2 separate regions of the Mus musculus genome follow, and region 1 is linked to region 2. Evidence: chromatin loops called from intact Hi-C (ENCODE). Cell type or tissue: heart. All regions are shown on one strand. Links, peaks and the distances in the headings refer to the core of each region. The heading gives the core; the rest is flanking DNA.

Evidence for each region. Peaks named below come from ENCODE experiments on the same cell type or tissue, not always from the same donor. Only the 100,000 strongest peaks of a DNase experiment are listed, where the experiment ranks them.
Region 1: it touches region 2 in a loop (1.9-fold over the local background); 3 of 42 quality-filtered maps call a loop at or near these places.

What each region holds. Positions count from the first base shown.
Region 1 is chr6:95,713,927-95,723,802 of GRCm38, forward strand. Suclg2 (succinate-Coenzyme A ligase, GDP-forming, beta subunit) reads right to left here and starts at 4,920. Exons shown (of 11, transcript NM_011507.3): 1 at 4,763-4,920. The coding sequence starts at 4,849. In heart, for the core only: a CTCF peak has its summit at 4,789; DNase peaks (open chromatin) are centred at 4,405 and 4,885; H3K4me3 peaks cover 1,496 bases; H3K27ac peaks cover 1,446 bases.
Region 2 is chr6:95,616,898-95,626,773 of GRCm38, forward strand. The region is part of intron 2 of Suclg2 (succinate-Coenzyme A ligase, GDP-forming, beta subunit); the gene reads right to left. Among named protein-coding and RNA genes, the nearest start is that of Suclg2, 97 kb to the right of the region's middle. In heart, for the core only: no CTCF peak of the experiment used is centred there; a DNase peak (open chromatin) is centred at 5,194.

The DNA of each region.
Region 1 (9,876 bases), core at 3,456-5,955, 97 kb after region 2:
TGATCAGAGTTCAAAGCCAGCCTTGTCTACATATTGAGTTCCAGGACAGCCAGGGCTACACAGTGAGACCGTTTCAAATAAGTGAACATCACATAAAACCATGCATCCATCTGTCTCCACTGCCAGAAGAAGCACATGGCTGCGCTGCTCCTCCTTTCTGAAGGAGCCAACTGCAGAGGCACAGGGGTAAGCAGTTTCCTTGGACAATACACAGCCCTCTGGGCTTCAAAGAGAACCACACAGTGGAAACCCCAAAGTTAGACCTGAAAGGCCTATATCATCCCTTAAGACACGAGCTTCCCTGAACTTCACCCAGGCATGAGAGAGAAATGCCCCAAAGGCAGCTCTACACACAGTCTTTAGTACCTGGACTGAGATTAGTGCTTGCCTCTGCACAGTGGACCCGGTATGACCCTTAGCATCACAAAAAGCCGGATGAGGTGGATCATGCCTGTCATCTCAAGAGATAGAGGGTGGATGAACAAGAGTTTGAGGCCACCCTGGGCTATGAGACCCTGTCTCAGACAGAGAGATCTCTATTTACAATAAGACTCAACAGAGAAAAATGGGTTCCTGGGCATTCATCACAGCCACTCATTGCGAGATCATGACACAAGGTTTCATGGCACCTACATACCTGAAGGGCTAGCTGGAGTTATCTACCAGGAAGTATTGCTGGGCACGCCTGTATATGTCTATAATCCTGACACTCAGGAGGTTCAAGCAAGATTGCCTCAAGGCCAAAGGCAACTGGACCTATACAACAAGACCCGATCTCAACAAACTAGGGAAGAGGGGGCTATAAAGACTGTTAGATGTCTACTGAACTGCTAACTATACCCTCAGAAGCTGTGAGGCCATCCTGAGTTCTGACTTCTCATAGTAATGTGGGACACAGAATTCAGAGTCCTGGGACTTAAACCCAGCCATTTCCTGTTATAATAGATGGACAATTTTGTGCAAGTCACACAACCACTAAGCTCTTAAGAACTCCACGTGATACCCACATGATTTGGACCTTCCCTACTTGTCAGACCTCAGGGCCTCTGCACTTGTTGTCTTACCACCCCCTTCCCATCCCGATTGTCCAGCTCCTTTGCAGTACGTAGTTCAAATGTCAAAACTCAGGATCTTATCAATAGAGTAAAGCTGTACCTAACAGGGGCATGCATGTTGTATAATTTTATTTACATGACAAACAAAAAAGAATCCACATGCAAAGAGAGGAAACTGTTCCTTCTGTGGAGCATGGGTAGTGGTAGAAGCAGTAAAGGATGTGAGCTGCGGCTAAATCACTCTCTCATTGGACATCTGGAGACCTGGCTGCTTTCACGTGCAAGCTTACCCAACTGTGCACTGACCGTCAATATGCTCACCTTGACAGGATCTACGATCACCTGGGAGAGCAATCTCTGTGCACACGTGTGAGGGTATTGCTAGATTAACTGAGGTGGGAAGACACCCACCCCACTCCCACCCTCACCCCCAAAATGCAGGTGGCACCTGTCCCTGGACTATGATCCCAAACGGCATAAAGGAGCATGGCATCCAGCCCCTGTGCTCCTTGACTGGGGATACAATGTGACCAGTTGCCTCAAGCTCCTGAGGCCGGTCCTTCCCTGCTAGGATAGGGAGCTACACTATGCTCAAACTGTGAGCCAGAATGATGCCCTCCCTCAAGCTGCCTTCTTGGATTCGTTGCTACAGCAATGAGAAGAGCAACTAACGGACACACTTTTCAATGTACATTATGTTTGGTTTTGGTTTTTTTTTCAATTAAAAAATTAAATATAGATCAAGAATATACCTTTAATCCCAGTATTTGGGAGTCAGACACAAGCAGATCCCTGTGAATTCTAAGCCAGCCTGCTCAACATAGTCCAGCCAAGACCCAGTCTCAAAATAGAAAACAATTAAACCTCAATAAAACCACCCTATGGAACAGGTTGGTTTTCTGGGCTTTCACATGCCTGCCTGGGAAGCTATTTATTCCACATTGTGTGGCCCTGTTTGCCTTCATTATGGCTTCATCAGTCCTTGAAATCATCTTTCTTATTGGAGCATCTATAATCTTCCCCTTTTTACTCATAACCCCAAGTCCCAGGGCCTGGAGCAGTCCTCCATGAGGACAGCGTAGAAATGGCCAAAGTCAAAACAGTGAAGCCAGAGGCAGACGTTTAAAAAAAAAAAACTTCAATGACATTAAGCATCAAAAATATGTGTCAAATGTTAACATTAACCCAGGGAAGGGATATTATTCCGTGGACATTTTTGTGAAACAAGCTAGAGTTGCTTCTAAAAGCAGAAAGTGGGTCTTTTATCTTGGCCCGTCCACCTGTTTTGGTTTGTTTTTTTTCCCACCAGGCCTGATACAAAGTAGGTCTAGGCCGACGGTGCCAACAGATTCCTAAAATACTTGAAGATTCCTAAGTTTGGTAGGAAAAATGAGCCAGGCTTAACTGTAGTATCTGCTGTGATCCAGGAAATGAATAGGGGCACAGCAAGAGAATGGCAAAGAGCTGGTACTAAGAAATAGCTCCTTAAAGTCAAAGGCAGTACGCACGTATGTACCTTCTTCCACTATCAACTCCAAGATGTTCCTGTAAGAAATGTGTGAGTAGCACTAGTGACTTGCTTCCTTTCTACTGGCCTGCAGATCTATTGGCAAGGGAAAGGGGCATTCACCCGACTGGGCCCTGGTAGAGTGGGAACATGAAGTAACCTTTACCCATCAGCTCGACCTCAAACTCTCTGTAACCTTGAGCAGGTCAGTGAACTGCTCAGTACTGGACTTTCTACATAGGCCCACTTGACCGTGAGCATGGTTCAGGTCTTGAACATTGTATAATGTGTAGTTATTGCTCTTACAGAGGACCCAGATTCAGTCCTGGCTGATGGGATAGTTCACAACCCTCAGTAACTCAAGTTCCAGGAGATACTGGACATGTCTTCTGACCTTCATGTCTAGGGTTAGATAAGACAGAAACAAAAACTAATCATCTTGTGAGTGAGTGTGTGTGTGTGTGTGTGTGTGTGTGTGTGTGTGTGTTTGCGCTCATGAAAGCCTGAACAGACCAGAACAGGCCCTCCTGGAAGTCACTTGTGTCCTTCTAGAACTCTCTCTACCTTGCTTCCTTCCCTAAGACAGGGTCTCTCTCACTGAAGTGAAACCTAAGCTATTCCCCTAGGCTGGCTGGTCAGTAGCTCCCCACAAGTCTCTTCCTCCCAGTGCTGGGTCACAAGCTCACACAGGCTTGCCTGGCTTTTTACATAGACGCTGGGAATCTGAATTCCAGGCTCTCCTGCTTGGGGAGAGAGTTACCACCTGAGCCATCTCTGAGTTCTACTGCCATCTAAGCCTGATGTTTCCAGAGTAATGAGTCACATACAAGTATGTAATCAATGAACATTGCCCAATGTAGGTAACAGGTCTCACCCAGTCTGCTTGTCAGGATGACAAGGTTTCCACGACTTGGATAGGGAAGATGACAACTTGGATAGGGAAGGTGACAACATACGCCAGCCAGCTAAACATTCTGTTTTAGGTTTCTCTGAACAATCATTTCTCACTCTTCATTTTTGACTGCCCTAGGCTCCATGTTTCTCATCAATTCAAACCTACTGCAACAGCACCCCAGCTCTTGTTTTTTTATATATAACACTTAAATAATGAACAGGACTCAGATCGCCTGGAGATCTCTCCTCACTCTATTATAGCAGGTATCTGTGATTTTAATTAGACAAACCGCCATCCCTCTCCTTTACCCACCATACTGTCAAGTGCCTGTTAAGGATATTACAGTAATAACTATTAGCGCCTCTTAAATTCCCATTAACAATAACAGAGAAATGGAATGTCAGGTAATGAAAAGAAGAAAAAAAAAACCTTCACAGATGTCATAATGATCCAAAGTTTAGAGAAACAAAAAAAAAATCATTAGTAAGTTATTTTCTTTTCGTTTTTCCTAGTGCCCTATGCATGCCTTGGTCAGAATGTAGTGATTTGCCTCTCATTGGACTGGAAAGTTTTTCTTGCGGGGGGGGGGGGGGGTTGGGGGGGGAGGCGGGGCGGGTAAACTAGAGAAAGTAGGAAGACTAGTAGTTGGATGACTTCTCCCAAGTGTCAATGCCAACTCACAATTTCCCTTCCAAAGCCTCGCTACTGCGACGCTTGCAATGGAAGAAGGTAAATTCAACAAGAGAGCAACGTGGAGGAAGGAGCTGCTGAGTCTAACACTAGTTAAGTCTCTAGGAGGCACGGACCAAGTGGGCAGGCAGGAGTTTTCACACAGGCCTTTCATACAAGACTCCACTTCTACTATCCTCCTGGACCCCTGCAGGTCCCCACAGACAAGCACAAGGGGGTCACAAGCGACACCCCGCGGGGTTGACTGGGGCAGGTGAGCTGCCTCGGGAGTCTGGGGAGCGAGCACGTGGCTGCCGAGCGAGCTCGGGCTTAGAGCCGCCCCCGGGCAGAGCCAGTAAGCGGCTGAGAAACCTCTGCGTTCCAACAGTGCGCCCAACTTTTGGGAACTCGCCCCCAGCGCGGGGTGCCAGTGCCCGGGCAAGGCTGATGGGAGCCATTAGAACGATCCGGGTCGTGGGGTGTGCACTCTGACCCCCGCGATCCCCGACACCTCGGACGCCGCACAGCCCGCCGCGCTGCGGGGAGCACCGGATCGCCAGGGGTCGCGCGGGGCGAAGAGGCCGCGGAGCATGGGGCACCACGGCGGGTGGCTCGCGTGGCCCGGGCCGCGCTCACCTGGGACCTGACCGCCAGGAGCGGCCGCAGCGCTCGCTCTCGCAGAAGCTTCCCAGCCTGCGCCGCGATGGCCACCGGGGACGCCATCTTAACCAGGAACCTGAAGAGAGGCGGCGAGGGGGAGGGAGGGGGCGGAGGAGGGAGCCCGCCCGGGCCCAGGCCTCGGGAGGGGGCGGGGCAGGAGAGGAGGGACGGAGCTAGAAAGGAGGGGCGGGGCGGGAGAAAGGGCGGGGAGGAAAGCGGGTGCAGTAGAGAGCTGGGGTGAGGGAATTGGGAAAAAGAAAGGAAGGAGGGGGCTGGGGGCGGTGGAAGACCCCCCCACCCACTCCTCACCTTGTTACCCCTACCCCCCACTACCTTCACCATCTCACCCCAAGGCCATGTGGCTTCCCAGAGCTTACTGCATCTTGCCTGGCTTTCAGGCAAAAGCAGATCTCAGCCCCAGGGGCACTGACTTAAAACTGGCCCTGGGAGTGACAGATTAGACCTTGACACTGCAGTGAGGGCTGCTAGGTCTGGCCCTAGGAACTGATACCACCTTCAGAGGACACACCTTGGAGAGAGTAATGTTCCAAGGGAAGGAATTAGGATCAATGCTACCCTTAGTTCCTGGGCCATGTGGGGGCACAAGCTTGGGTGTGGGTGTTGTGAGTGTACTGGGTTTTGGTTGGGTAGTAGTGGTTTGTTGTTTTGGTTTTGGTTTTTGAGATAGGGTTTTTGTCTATCTTCCATTGGCCAGAAATTCATCTCGAACTCCTGACCCTGCCTCTACTTCCAAAATACTGTGATTATAAACAGGCACCACCCTGTCTCTTTGCGAAAGTGATGGAGGGTTTTGGGCCTACCTTAGTGACATCTGTTTTCTTGCTACTTAACCTTAAATTAATAAAAAGCTATTGCTGGATTTTCTACTCTACAAGGAGAAAAGTGTTTGTGTACAGTATCCAGGCTGCTATGCACTTACATAAAATACAAATCACAGTAACAACTAGTATGTACCAGACATTGAACAATTAGGAACACATTTAAGCTTCATGGCGACATTTTAGGTAGATGGCATTTCTATACTCATTCTGCAGAAGAGAAAACTGAGGCATACAACAGATAAGAAACATAACAGGGGCTAGATAATGAGATATGAGATTCAAACTCATGTTTCACCCCCTCAGCACTACTTGGGGATATTTTTTAATTGGGTGTTGGGTTTGTTTTTGTTTTTTTATGATCACAAGACAGACAAGGGACACTATAGCAACAGTCCCCTCACAAGAGTGTCCTCTGTCGGCTTCCTTTAAACTTCCATTTGATGTAAATTCACATTGACAGAGAAGCTGTAGGAACATTACTCCAAGAGACCCCAACAGTCTTTATGCCGCTTCACCGAGGATTTACATTTGGCCCACATCTGTCCTTGATAAGCCTTTTCCTCCTCAAAACCTTACCCACAGAATCTATTCTCTTTGTGTGTGTGTGTGTGTGTGTGTGTGTGTGTGTGTGTGTGTGTGTGTGTGTGCGTGTGCTGTGACTTGCCCTATCTCCACCTTATTCTCCAGAGACAAAAATCTCTCAACGTAGAACTAGAATTTTAGCCAGCAAGCCCCAGTAATCTTCCTGCCTATGCCTGGATCCATACTAGAGTTACAGTGGAATGGCTACAGGTGGCTTGCTACATGGATGCTAGGGATCTGAACACCAGTCCTCATGCCTGTACAGCAAGCCCTCTTACCCACTGAGCCATCTCCTTTTTCCGAGATCCAGTGGCTGCTAATGATTACAGTTTGAGTCTATGGTGGTTTCATGAATGCACCTGATCTGATCTTGTCAGAACCTACGGAACTTTATGACTCCGCTCTTCACCTCTCCCCAAGTCTTTTTATTCATTTCTATCAATGGATAGGAGCCATTACCCAAGGAGGGGGAAATGAGGTAAGCAACATTTTTGGAGTAAAAACTCAGAGCAGAGTTGGTTTAGTTCTAGGCATTTGCATGTATGGAGGGAGGTTAGAGAGTTAGAATGCCAGGAATGTCAGGCTAAGCAGGATAAGGATTTGGGTCAGTAGTCCAAAGAGAGAAATGAGGCATAGTTATCAGCAGCTGCCTGAGGCAAGAAGGTTCCAGGATTGACGTTATCTCGAGGATAATTATTCTCCCTACCTCTTTATCACTACTGATAAGGGGCTTGAGCCTCATGTCCTTGTTATTGACAAACCCATCTGAATTAGTGCTTACGGATGTTTGGACAGTCATTTCATCCCCCATAACCTTTGCTGAGCAGGTCCTCAATGAGCTCTAAGCTGAGCTCCCTGAAACAGAAACCAGTCATACATACACAACCATATATGCAACTGCTTCTGGCTGCCATTCAACTCTCACTGCAACCCTGAGAAGGTGTTCCTATTGTCCTATATAGTCTTATATTGTCCTAAATAGTCCTATACAATCCTACCTTGTCCTACTGTGCACAGAGATAACTGGGCAGCCAAGAGTTCTTCACCTCATGGCCTTTACACAACTCTCCCTATCTCTGAATGCTCCCAAGGTCACACAGCTGGGGATCACCACTCTGCTTCATGGCCTGAGTGGATCTGAGTTTCCATCTCATCCCCCCATAACCTTTGCCAGTTTACTGGGTAGGAGCAGAGTCCATTACCACGGGAGCACAGAGGAATGAGCAAGGCCAGTAGAAAAGGGGCAGGCAGACAAGGTTTATTGGGAAGTAAAGAAAGTAGCTGGAGTTGGGCGGGAACTCGAGCAAGAGTGGGTTGACAACTAGCTCTAGGTCAGAGGTTCTTTGGTCGAACCAGTATGTAAAGGAGACATCCAGTGGGAATGAACCTGACTGGCTAATTTGGCTGTACATAGGGGCACACTGCATGGCCAAGGGATTGAAGGGAAGAGCACAGACTCTGAGAAGAAGCCTGTCATCATGACATGGTGTGTGTGGTGGGAGGAAGCCCACCAAAAAGGTCCAGGCTGGAGGAAGGACCAGGGTGTAAAGAGAACAAAGGCTGATGGGTAACTAAAATCCAGACAAGTCAGGATTCCCTGGACTTTGCTGTTTATTTCTCTGTGAAACTTCAATATTTTCAGATCTGACTACTAGTCCCACCAAGACACAAAACATTGTTGATGTTCCTAGGGATGTAATACTATGGGATGGGCTTCCCTTGCTTCTTATTTCTGTCATTAACCTTACTAGACCATTATCGAAGGAAAGATGAATTAAAGATGTATTTCTGCCAGGCGGTGGTGGCGCACGCCTTTAATCCCAGCACTTGGGAGGTAGAGGCAGGCGGGTCTCTGAGTTCAAGGACAGCCTGATCTACAGAGTGAGTTCCAGGACAGCCAGGGCTATGCAGAGAAACCCTGTCTCGGAAAAAAAAAAAAAAAAGTTAATATTTGCAAAATGGATGCTTAAACTTTGTGAGAGTTTTGAACATGCTGCCAGAATTACCAACAACCAATTCAACCACACCTTGCTAAGCTAGGAACTTGGGGAGAAAAAGCACAGAACATGTAGCTGAGAGGTGGAGTATATATTAGTTTCTTTCCTGTTGCTGGAATAAAATACCACAACTAAAAGTAACTTAAGGAAGAAAGGGTTTATTTTGGCTTATGCCTCCAAAGGGTTAGAGTCCATAATTATGGGGAACACATGACATTTGCAGGAGCAGGAGGTTGTCTGATCATATTTCATCCACACAGAAAGCTAGCAGGGCAGGAAGTAGAGAGAGGCTATAAAGAAATCCAAGCTCACCCTTAGTGAAGATAGTTCCTCCAGCAATGCAACACCTCCTAAAAATTCCATAGGTTCCCCAAACAGTACCCATAACAGGGGACCAAGTGTCCAACCACATGTGCCTATGGGAGGCAGGTCTGTTTCAACCCTCCACAGGATACTTAACTAGCAGACTTTGGTGCCCTGTAGTCAATCCATAGCACCACAATCAATCAATCAATCAATCAATCAATCAATAAGACTATATTTCTGTGAGTTTGCTTTTGGGTTGGTGGGGATAGAGAGTAAGACTGAGCCAGAGCATAGTGGATTCAAGGCTACATTTCCACTGAGTACTTCGTAAAGATAAATAAGACCCTCAGGACAGCCAGAGATAGAGCAGTACTTCTCTAACAAATAGAAACAAAACAAAAAGTGCCCTCCTAGAAGGGAATATTTGGAGGTGAGAGGGAAGCATTCTGATTGGTATTTTTATGCTCTAGGAGCTTGGTAAACTGGCTTACCATCCACTGGTGCGTAGCTGTAGGTTCGAAGGCAAGATGGTGGCCTTACTTAGATGAGTTCAGTTTCAGTTGGGAGACTGGCCCTCATCTATGGGACTCACTCCATCATTTATCAGCAGTTTCTCCACACCTTTACCCACATTCTCCCAAATCACCATCTAGGCCACAAGGGGTGGCAGAAGGAAGACAAAGCTAACCATTCTTAGGGTATCTCCAAATGTGTGATGTAATGGACCGTGCTCAGTGCACGCCTTGGATAGATTTCTCCATGGTTTATTTCACCTTTTGTTTTGTTTTGTTTTTTCTCAGTAGGAAGCTTGTGGAAGTTAGGAACCTGGAATCTACCACAGAATGCTGTACACGCCTACATGTGACAAACACTGACCTCTTGTAGAGTTGAGGTTTTGTCCTATAAACTTGTGACCTGCAAAACCAAGCAGTGTGGCAGAGGAGTAGGATAAAGAAAGGCGTTAAGGCTGACATGAAAGAAGCCATTTGGCAGAAGAACTAGAAAGCCCTCCTCAACTTGGCAGACATGAGCGCGCACAGAGGAAGCCATGCTGTGCAAAGATGTCCCACCCTCCTGCATGGTGCCACCGACCCTTTGACTTTTTTCCAGCTCTTGTCTACTTCCACTCTCAGAAGTGATATTGTCTCTGAATAAACTAGCTCTGCTAGTTTGCACCTGATGCAGTTCCTAGCTCTGGAACACAAAAACCCGGAAGTCCCAGCAGCTGCCTTCTGGATTCCAGTAGCTAACTAAAACAGCGTGGAGCTGTCAGTCAGGAAGGAAAATGTCTGTCCCTCATAAGAATTTGAACCTAAAGCAGCCCAGACACTTTTCTTCCTCCCTTCTTTCCCCAGCTTCCTTC
Region 2 (9,876 bases), core at 3,796-6,295:
AATTGGCAAGACATTGCTCCAACTTTCTGTAATAAAGAAGCCAGTATCACAGTTAGTGGTCAAGAGCATGTCAGGCTTCATCCATTTCTCAATATCGGTTGTCCTGTCTGTAAGAAGGGGGCAACAACATCTGTCACCTCATGTGGCTGCAGAAGATTTATAATGACTTGATTTTAAATGTCTGGCTCTGAGTTGAGGTGGTACCTTCTACTTCTGAAAGATTATGAGTCACAAAAAGGTGGGTGGGCTTGTTAGAGGTAGACAGGCACTTAATGGAAATGTTATTTTAATACCGCAATTCCTCAAAATTATATAACATACTTTAATTATCAAATTACTAAAATGGCTGCCTGCTTACTATTACTTAAGTGATAATGCATATAACTTATACTGCCTTCAAATGGATTTATTATACTCTATTACTTATAGTTATGGTTTATATCATGAATTGCATTAAATTTGTTTTCAAAACCTTTCACAATGTTATGAGAAATTACTAGAAACACCTGTTCTTTCTACCCATCTAGAGTGAGCAGGCACTGTCTCTGAGAAGTGTTTGGAACTGCACCTGTAAAGGGGACAATAGTGGGGTGTGCTCAGAACCAGGCTACCTGCTCTGAGTGAACAAGGCCTCAGACCTGTGAAGAGCTCTACTGTTCCTCTTTGCTGAGTTTCCAGTCTTCAGCCACCAGAGGATGAGTCTTGAATGTGATCCGTCAAGATGTTTACATTAAAAGATACTTGAAGAACTACAATAGAATGAACTATGAAAAGCAGGAACATGTCCCCCGTGTCCTGATCTCCAGCACATGTCCATGAGAAGGGCACAGTACAGGGGAAACACTGAGGCTGAGCAGGCCTCCCTGAAGCTCTAGCTTTCCCTGAAGCATGTGAACTCTCAGTAGAAGGCAACCAAGAAGAAACGGCCTGACCATCCTGTCACCAACTTAATATCTGTAAAAGTGTAGAGAAGGTAAATAAAAGAATAACCTCCTGAGAATCATACTCCTTCATTCAAGGAACATCAAATGTATCTCATTAGAAATTACACTCTGACCAATCTAATACATGCTTACTTTTATAAACAAAGCAGGCTGCTCTCCATATTTGTACAGTGTGCCCCGTGTAGCATTACCCTCAGTGTGTTAGAAACACAGTGTTGAGATGAATTGTTTTTTTCCCCCTTTCTGGAGCTGGTTTATATTTGATCTTAATTTCTATTTTTGGCAACCTACATAGATCGCTACCCAAGCAAGGCACAACTGCATCACCATGTCACTACAGGAGTGAACAAATGGCCTGAGGAGGAACTCTCAGCCACCATACGAGACAAGCATGCTGAATGAAATCCTTGCCTGAGGGAATATGGCATTGGTCACAATCATCTCTCTCTTCCAAGCCATACAAAGCAGCTGGAACTTGGAATCCTAGTATTTCAGTAGAAAGCTACAGATGATATGGTAAGACAGACAGATACAGATATTAGTAATTGATATAAAGCACGCCCTGTGATCTGCAGCCTTAGAACATTTTTCCATTTCATAAACAAAATCTAACTGGTAGTCAGTCTATCTAATGCTGCTTCTGTTCTTCTTCTCCATGTTTTGTTGTTGTTAACAATAAGTATCAGGCTGTCAAACTGTGGCATTTGAAAAAAGAAGTAATGAGTAAGTCCTTGGGCCTAAAGAAATCAGTCAAAGCTTGAACAGAATGCTGTGTGGTTGCACTTATCAAGCACCATATGCCAGTCACAGGTCAGGCGCTGCAGACACAGAGGCAAATAAAATAAGGCAATCCATGCCGCCCGCCACTCCATTCCAAACCTGCTAGTTGCAACCTCCTATGCTATATACATCCTGACTTGCAGAGGTAGCTGTAGTAAGAACTCTATGAAGCAGACAAAAAAAACACTCGGCAAGTTGCATTTATATATTTGGGTTTATGCGTGAGTCATGTGTGTGTGGTGTGTAACAATAATAAAAAAAAGGTGATCAGTGTGAAAGCTGGGGAATTTGGGCAGGGCAAGAGGGAAGGCAATGGGAGAACTAGAGGAAGGAAAGAGAAAGGAGTAAATATTATATTTTCATTCATCAAAATAAGTGCAGAATGAATAAGGAATAACAATTTCAGAAGTTTAAGGACAAAAAAGAAAAAAAGAAAAAAAAAGGAAACCCTCCAACAACCTGCATAGGAACCAGACTTTGTTTCTACTTTCACAGAAGTAAACATCCGCTGTGTCCTTTTAATCCACACGATTTGAAGAGAGACTACTTAAAACCCACAGGAAAACTGGAGCCCCAGGAAAAGGACACACCTTGCCCTGTTAACACATCAGCTTTTCCCTTTCATCTTTTTTGCATTTGAAGAACCTAATATTGATTTTTCCCAGTTGAGTCCAAGGAGAAGAGAGACAATGTTTTATTTAAGGAGACTTCCATCCTCAGCATAAACTGTGTTCTTTATTTATATACAAAGAAAATCTGTCTTTTTGTTCCTGTGAAAATAGTTTTTAAAACTGTCATTCTGGAAAATTAATTCAATGATACTTAACTTGAAACTACAAAGCTAAAACTAACTAACTAAATGTCTATGCTGATGACAACCCTTTTAGGGTCCTGGGCAAATGACAAAAGGCTTGTGTTAATCAGCTCTGATCAACTCTCTCAGGAATCATTACACAGATGAAATTTCACCAAAATGTTAAATGAAGACACACTGGACACCCATCTTTTCTGACTTTTGTCTTTTGCTGCATGCCAAGAAGGGACTACAATAATGAAAGGTCTGACCATTAAGATCCTGTTAAAATTTACAAAAACAAATCAAACAAACTCACCACTGGTCTTGAATGAACTAAAGACAAGGATGTTCACATGCCAGAAAAAGCCATGGGGCCAGGAGATACAAAAGGAGTCCTAAAGGAAGCATTGAGGAGACAGGTTTTCTCAGAGACTTCAAAGTGGCAAGTAGGGAAAGGATGAAACAGAAGACTCCCTGATTGTCCACAAATCCCTGATACCTCAAGACAAAGACCAATGATGTCATCTCTGTCTTAAAACTTCAACTTAGTTTTTAAAGAAAAGCTACAACTGTTTTTTTTTTTTTTTTGAACATAAGTGCTGACTCATTAAATTTACTTTTACTCATTCTTCCCAGAATGTCAAGCTTTGAAACAGTGAATACTGAAAGCATTAGGAACAAATTTAGCACTATCTAGAAAATAATTCCAAAATGAGACCTAAGAGTGTCACAATTAAACTATATTAGGAATCTATTTAAGAAAGACATCAGACTGGTGAGCTGTGCAATTCTGTCCCCTGCCAACACCTTCTCTCTGGATTCCTGAAATCCCAAGCAAGTGCATTACCACTCTCATTTATTGATTCATTAATCTAATCATTTCTCAGACAATATGAAACCAACAAAAATCACAAAATATCCCTGAGGATATTCCGTATCAAGGCTGCTAAACTCTCTGCACATAATCCTTCTAATAGTCACAAAAAAAAAAGACTATTAGATTGTGACAATAATTTCTGTAGATGACTCTCCATCTGTAGACTCCAAAGTCTAAGCATGAGAATCCATCAAACAGGACTCCCGTTTCTTGTTCTCCTGAACAGACACGATCACATTTTTCCACTAAGCGTTCCTGGGGCAGGCTGCCACTCAGGTCCTCAAGAGTCCATCTGCTTCCCAGCAGACTGAGGACACGGGACCTCAGTTTCCACAGGGCTAGAGAAGAGAGCATCAGGGAAACACAGAGGACTGTTCCTAAACTGAAAAATCTTGAAATGGGCACTCTGCTAGGTTTACAACTCCCTCATATCCACACTGCCTTTCTTCCTCTTGGCTTCTCCCTTTGGGAATGAAGGCTGCTCTGTGCCTTCCCCATCTGCTTAGGAAGTCGATTTCTTCTCTAGCTTCATCAGTTAGAGCTGAAGAGCACACACACAGTCACATAATTTCATTGATGCTTACAGTAGAAATCTGGCGGTGGAAACGCTGTATTAGACCCTCTGTCTGATATCTTTCCCTGATCAGAACAGAAGGGGAAGTCACGTAACAGCCAAGCTAGTGCTACTGGTACATCACACTTTGTCAACTACTTCTAGTTTTAACAGTAAAATCTCTTCTCTGTTCACCCAAGGAACTGAGGGCCAGGGCAGGGAAAGATGGCCTCCTTTTATCTTTTTCTTAAGAGCAACAGAATAAGGAAAACTGCCAAATTTGCAATGTAAAAAGTGCCTTGCAGCAGCTGATAGAAACTGGTAAAAGCAGTTGGGGGGTTGTGGGGGGGGGGGGGGGGGGAGGAGAAGCAAAAAGGTACTAACTTTTATCATTGTTGTTTTGGGTTTTGTTTGGTTTTTGTAGGGAGTTTCTGTGTAGCCCTGGCCATCCTGGGACTCACTCTGTAGACCAGGCTGGCCTCAAATTCAGAGATTTCCCTGCTTGTGCCTCCAGAGTACTAAGATTAATGGCCTGCACCACCACCAGCTGCCTGGCTGGTACTAACTTTTTACTCTTCCTTTGTCTCTTAGCTTTTAGCTCTGATTTGGTCAACTAACATTTTAAATTTCTGCCATTTCAAATTCCCACTTCTATTTTTTTTTGTGGGGGGGGGGGTTAAGATGATTGATTATAATCTGTGTAATAATAGAGAACATAAATGTATTACATACTAAATATATAGTAATCTATGTATCAAATATAACATAAAGGGATTTTTGTGTGCATTGGGAGGTAAAGAAAGAGTGGCATCTAATCAAGAATAAGCTGATGCATAAAAAAATCTAATTACCCAAAATAAGAATTTAAACAAAGTAATGGAATTTTAATGTCGCACAATATCTTGTATTAAAACTAAAAGCATATACTGAATGTGCACGGTAGTTCTTTATTTGAAGGGAAATTCTAAGAAAGCCCAGTGAACAGTCAGGGCATGCGGCCTCAGAGGAAGGAATGAGGTGAACCTGTTAAGTTGCCATGGTGACCAGGAAGCACCAGCCAGCAGAACTGGTTGCTTGGTTATGAAAGATGAAACTTTCCAGTTATAACTCTGACTGTGTTTAGTGCAACCCATACCAGGGAAGTTCAGAGAGAAAAGAGTGGCCAGGCAGCACAGGATCATAGCTTTAGCCTTTTCCTGCTTGCTGTCACTGGTCTGTCTGCCAAAAATTAGTGGGAGTGGCCTGAAATGTAGACTGCGCAGCTTGGCTTGGCCCTCAGCAGAGACAAGGAAGCCCATCCAAGACACCAGAGTGGAAGATGTCCAAGAAGGCTTCAGCAGACTTGGCAACTACATGCTAGAACTCTGTGACAGCATCCAGGAGTAGCTGGCATGACCTCCACTGAGCTTCGCATGAGTTTCTAATACATCACATTTCCAAAGAATAAAGTTTATATCAGTACATTCTAAAATTTGCTCAAAAATGAAGAACTAAAAGTTCTATTATGTTATAGGGAAGGCAAGGAATAGTGGAATTCATTATTAAAATACAGCTGGGAATAAAGCTGTTTCATCCTTAAACTAAATGTTTTTCTTCCTCATTAAGAAACCCATTTACAACTGTGTTCTCAGTAAGTTACAGGGCCTAAGTTCACAATGGATAAATCATGGCAAAATGAGGCAATTATGAATTTAAGGGCAGAAGAATTTAGAATGTCAAGTGGCATTAATTTACGTGAGAAATAACTTTTTTATACCTAATTTAATTAATGCCAAGAGCAGGTAGAACTTTGTTTTTCAGGGACAAACCCTGAAAATGGACGTGACTTACACAATAATCCTAGTCTGCCTGCTGCACTCCACAACAACAAGTAATATCGCTTATCATTCTTAAGGTGTTATCACTTACACATTACACATAAAACTGGGAGGAGAAATGGGAACATATTTTACTGAGCTTACTATCATTAAATCACAAACCAAGGGATTCTCAAAGGCGGCTCTCTAACCTGGCTTTGCTTCAACAGGTAGGAAAGGTTCTAGTTGCCTGGCAATAATCCTAGCTGAACTCTAACTACTTTCAGTGTGACACCTCAAAGATATCCAATAGGTCAAGGTGACGTTATCGCGCGCGCGCACACACACACACACATGTATATATGCTCACATACACAAACATATACACACAGACTGACAAACAGACAGACAATGATTGAGGTTTGGTCTCTTGCTTTGAATTGTAATGCTAAATAAATACTGGTCCCCAAGGCCTGACTCTTATTCACAATCTGTCTCCCCATTAGAGAATCAGATGCTGAGGAATATCTGTAAGCTGGGCTGCTAACCAGGCATGGGGGTGCCCACATGTAATCCCAGCACGTGAGAACCTAGTGAGCAGGATGAAAGTGGCAGGCCTGAACAACAAGGTAAGTTCCAGGCCAGCCCGGGCTGCGCTTGCAAAACTATCTCAAAACAAAAAACAAGAAATAGCACTATACCTGCAAATGACAAGTATGGGCTCCTTTCAGGAATGTTCCAGTTTCCGCTTTCTTGCTATAACAAATGACATGAGCAGAAGCACCTCAGGGCAGCAAAGATTTATTGGCTTACACTTCCAAATAAAAATCCATCACTGAGAGAAGTCAGGGCCGGAACTCAAGGCAAGAAACTGAAGCATAAACTATGGAGGACTGCTGCTCACTGGCTCGCTGGCTCCAGCTCAGCTTTCTTATATGCCCCAGGATCACCTGCCCAGGAACTAGGTCAAGGGACATTGAACGGGGCCTCCTACATCAACGAAGACAGTCAAGGTAATTCTCCACAGGCCAACTTCTCAATCAAGCGTTCCTCTCAGATGATGAGGCTCTATCAAGTTAACAATAAAAGCTAAGTCAAGGACTACCTAGCCGTAGTCTATAATCTCCAAGGCTTACCTACCAAGTCTGTACATTACCAGGCTATTTACTTACATCACTACCTTCACTGGGTTGAAGGGCCGCTCTCCAAAACATGTCTACCTATAGCTTGTGCACCTGACTGTACTTGGAGGATGGTCTTTGCACTAAGCTAAAGACCTCCGGGTGTGATCACACTAGACTACTAAAACTCTAATGATGTGTGTCCTCATAGGAACAAGATGGGGGTGACCTGAGACTCAGAAACAGGGATGACAAGGGCATTGAAGTAGAATAAGGTAGAAAAGACCAATTACTAAATACTGATTTGTTGATTTCTTTAGTGATTTAACTGAAGTACTGCCTACACTGTCTATTTGCCAAGCATGACTTAACTTGCTAGCTGAGACAGAAAGACCTAGAGAAACAGCAGAAACAATGGGCTTCTGCCCTTACCAACCTTCTGACTGCTATATACAGTTCTGTACATGCTTGCTTGCTTGCTTGCTTGCTTGTCCACACCCACCACCTTGTGGTTTTAGAATATAAAATGAGAATGCATACTGGACCCAGGAATGAGACCTTTCAGGAACTGTCCTGACTTGAGTCCACCAGTGGCATGTCCTCTCTTCCGATCTCATTGGAGTCAGAGTGATCTTCAGAAAGATTCCCACAATGTAACAATAGAAGCAGAGATAGGAGTTACACACCCACATAGCAAGGAACACTTTGACTGGCTGGCATCCCACAGGGGACAGAGCTCATTTTCCCCTTAAGGTTTCCAATAAAGGCCACAGCTACCAGGCATCAGTGTCAGACTTCTGGTTGCTAGAACCAACGGTGAAGGAGTTGCTACTCCACCACTGCTATGTGCAGCTCAGATTAAAGCTAATGAGTGCTATGACCAATCTGGAAACTATCGCAGAATGCCTATCTCCATTCCATAAACGTTCGCATGCCATAAATGTAAAGTTCCATTCATGAAGATATTCACACACCCCAGCTCTCCCTCCACTGCCACTTGCCCGTGGTCCAGCCCTGTATGTAATAAAGATCCCAAACCACCTATGGAACAAAGATCAACCACTCACCAACATTTCCCTGGCCCTGATACACCCTGAGACTGTCCCCTCGCCAGCAGCTCACTCCACCATCTTTCCCCACTCACTCCGAGCCTGTTATTTCTACAAACTTTCCCACTACTCGCTGACTAAAACTTATTGACCCACCCTGTACCTTCCACTTCCTGGACCTCTGCCTCCTAAAGGCTCACTGATTCTTGGTTTCCTTGTTGGAGTTTCTTGGGAGACAATGAAACTTTATCTCTCCACTACTTTGTAAAATCTGAAAAGGTTTTGTAATGATGAAATTTCACTCCTTATCATAGACTATGAACCTTTTGTTAGTGTTACCTGTAATAAAGAGCTTTAGGAGGTAACAGGTCTGGCCCAGTCACAAACATAGAAGAGACAGAGAGAGGGCAAAAACCATGACCACCAGTCCTGCACCCATGTTTTATTTCATTTTCTTTTGTTTTCAGTGACATTATACAAACTATAGCCACCAACTTCTCAAATAAAACAAAAATTGGTAGCTAGTATTAAATAAATACCTACAGATTCTCAAAGGTTACAAGTCTTAGGAAGAATGCATTCTCCAGAACAGCATAGAAATCTGCTAAAAGAAGATGAAGAACACATAAAGACATCTAGCTAAAGATGCAAGTATAAGACAGAGGCGGGAGAAAGCAAGCAGAATCACATACAAGAATGATAACACTTATTTTTTGTTTGTTTATTTATAAAAAGATGGGCAAAGAGGGAAAACAGCCAGTTAACTAAATATATACACACACACATATATACATATATATATATTCATAAATATGCATATATATACACACACACAATTATAGAAACCCACTACTTTATAAGCTTTTATAGTGCCAGAAGGTACTGTGTATGCTGATGGAGGAGAAAAATCACCAAAGATATTACACACTGGTGTACCCTGAGTACCAACCTGACAGACAAGTTGTGCCCACTGGTACAATAGTGGCACGAAGTTTATAGAGGCAAACAATCACCTTCTGATGAGATCTGAAGGTTGCTCCATAGGACAGAACTGTGGACCTGGTAAGAAGCCATGATCTAGGATCTTGGGCCCTAGAGGGAGTCTAGGTTTTGTTGTTGTTTTTTGAACTGGGCATATTGGCAAACTGCCTTCTACATAGCCCTATAGATTAGTGCTGCTCTCAACCTTGGTCAGAGAAGCTTCTTTCTGCAATGGGTAAGAGACAGCATGATGACTCCTAAGTAGTCAAACTGCTGAGAGTAAGTTACTGCTATATGCTGCTATATGCTCACCCACAAAAGGTACATCTATGTCAAATCACTCCCCAGGGCTCAGGGACCATCTCAAATGAGGGAGAGGAAAGAATAGAAAAGCTACAGATAGGGAAGAATATAAAATGTTGTTTTCTAAATACGACATGACCATTGCTCTCATGAACTCACTGCAGCTATGGTTACTCACACAAGATCAACATATCACAATCAGGCAGCACTAACTGACTTCAGGAGGTTGAAAAAGAGGAGGAGGAGGTGAAGGGAAGAAGGAAGGAGGAAAGGAAAGGAAAGGAAAGGAAAGGAAAGGAAAGGGTAATACATGAAGAAGAAAATATGACAGGGGTCTTGCTTAGAGGTGTCGTGGGGAACTGAGAAGGGGCAATGAGAGGTAGTAAGGAAAGAAAGGACACACTATGTACGTTTATGAAATTACCAAACAATCTACAAAACATAGTAAATAATAGCAAAAAAGCCACTGGGAAATGCCCATACAAAGGAATTGGGGATATTAATAAGCAAAAGAAATTGAAACTTCTTCCACTAAAAGTGTTATTGGGCTTTTAATTGTTTATAGCAGCACACGGATTGCTTTGGGTAATAGGTACAATCCAAAGGAAGCTGCCCAAGTCCTTAGGCTGGTTACAGAGTGGACTTAGAGGTAAAAGAAGAGTTCAAATAAAGCAAT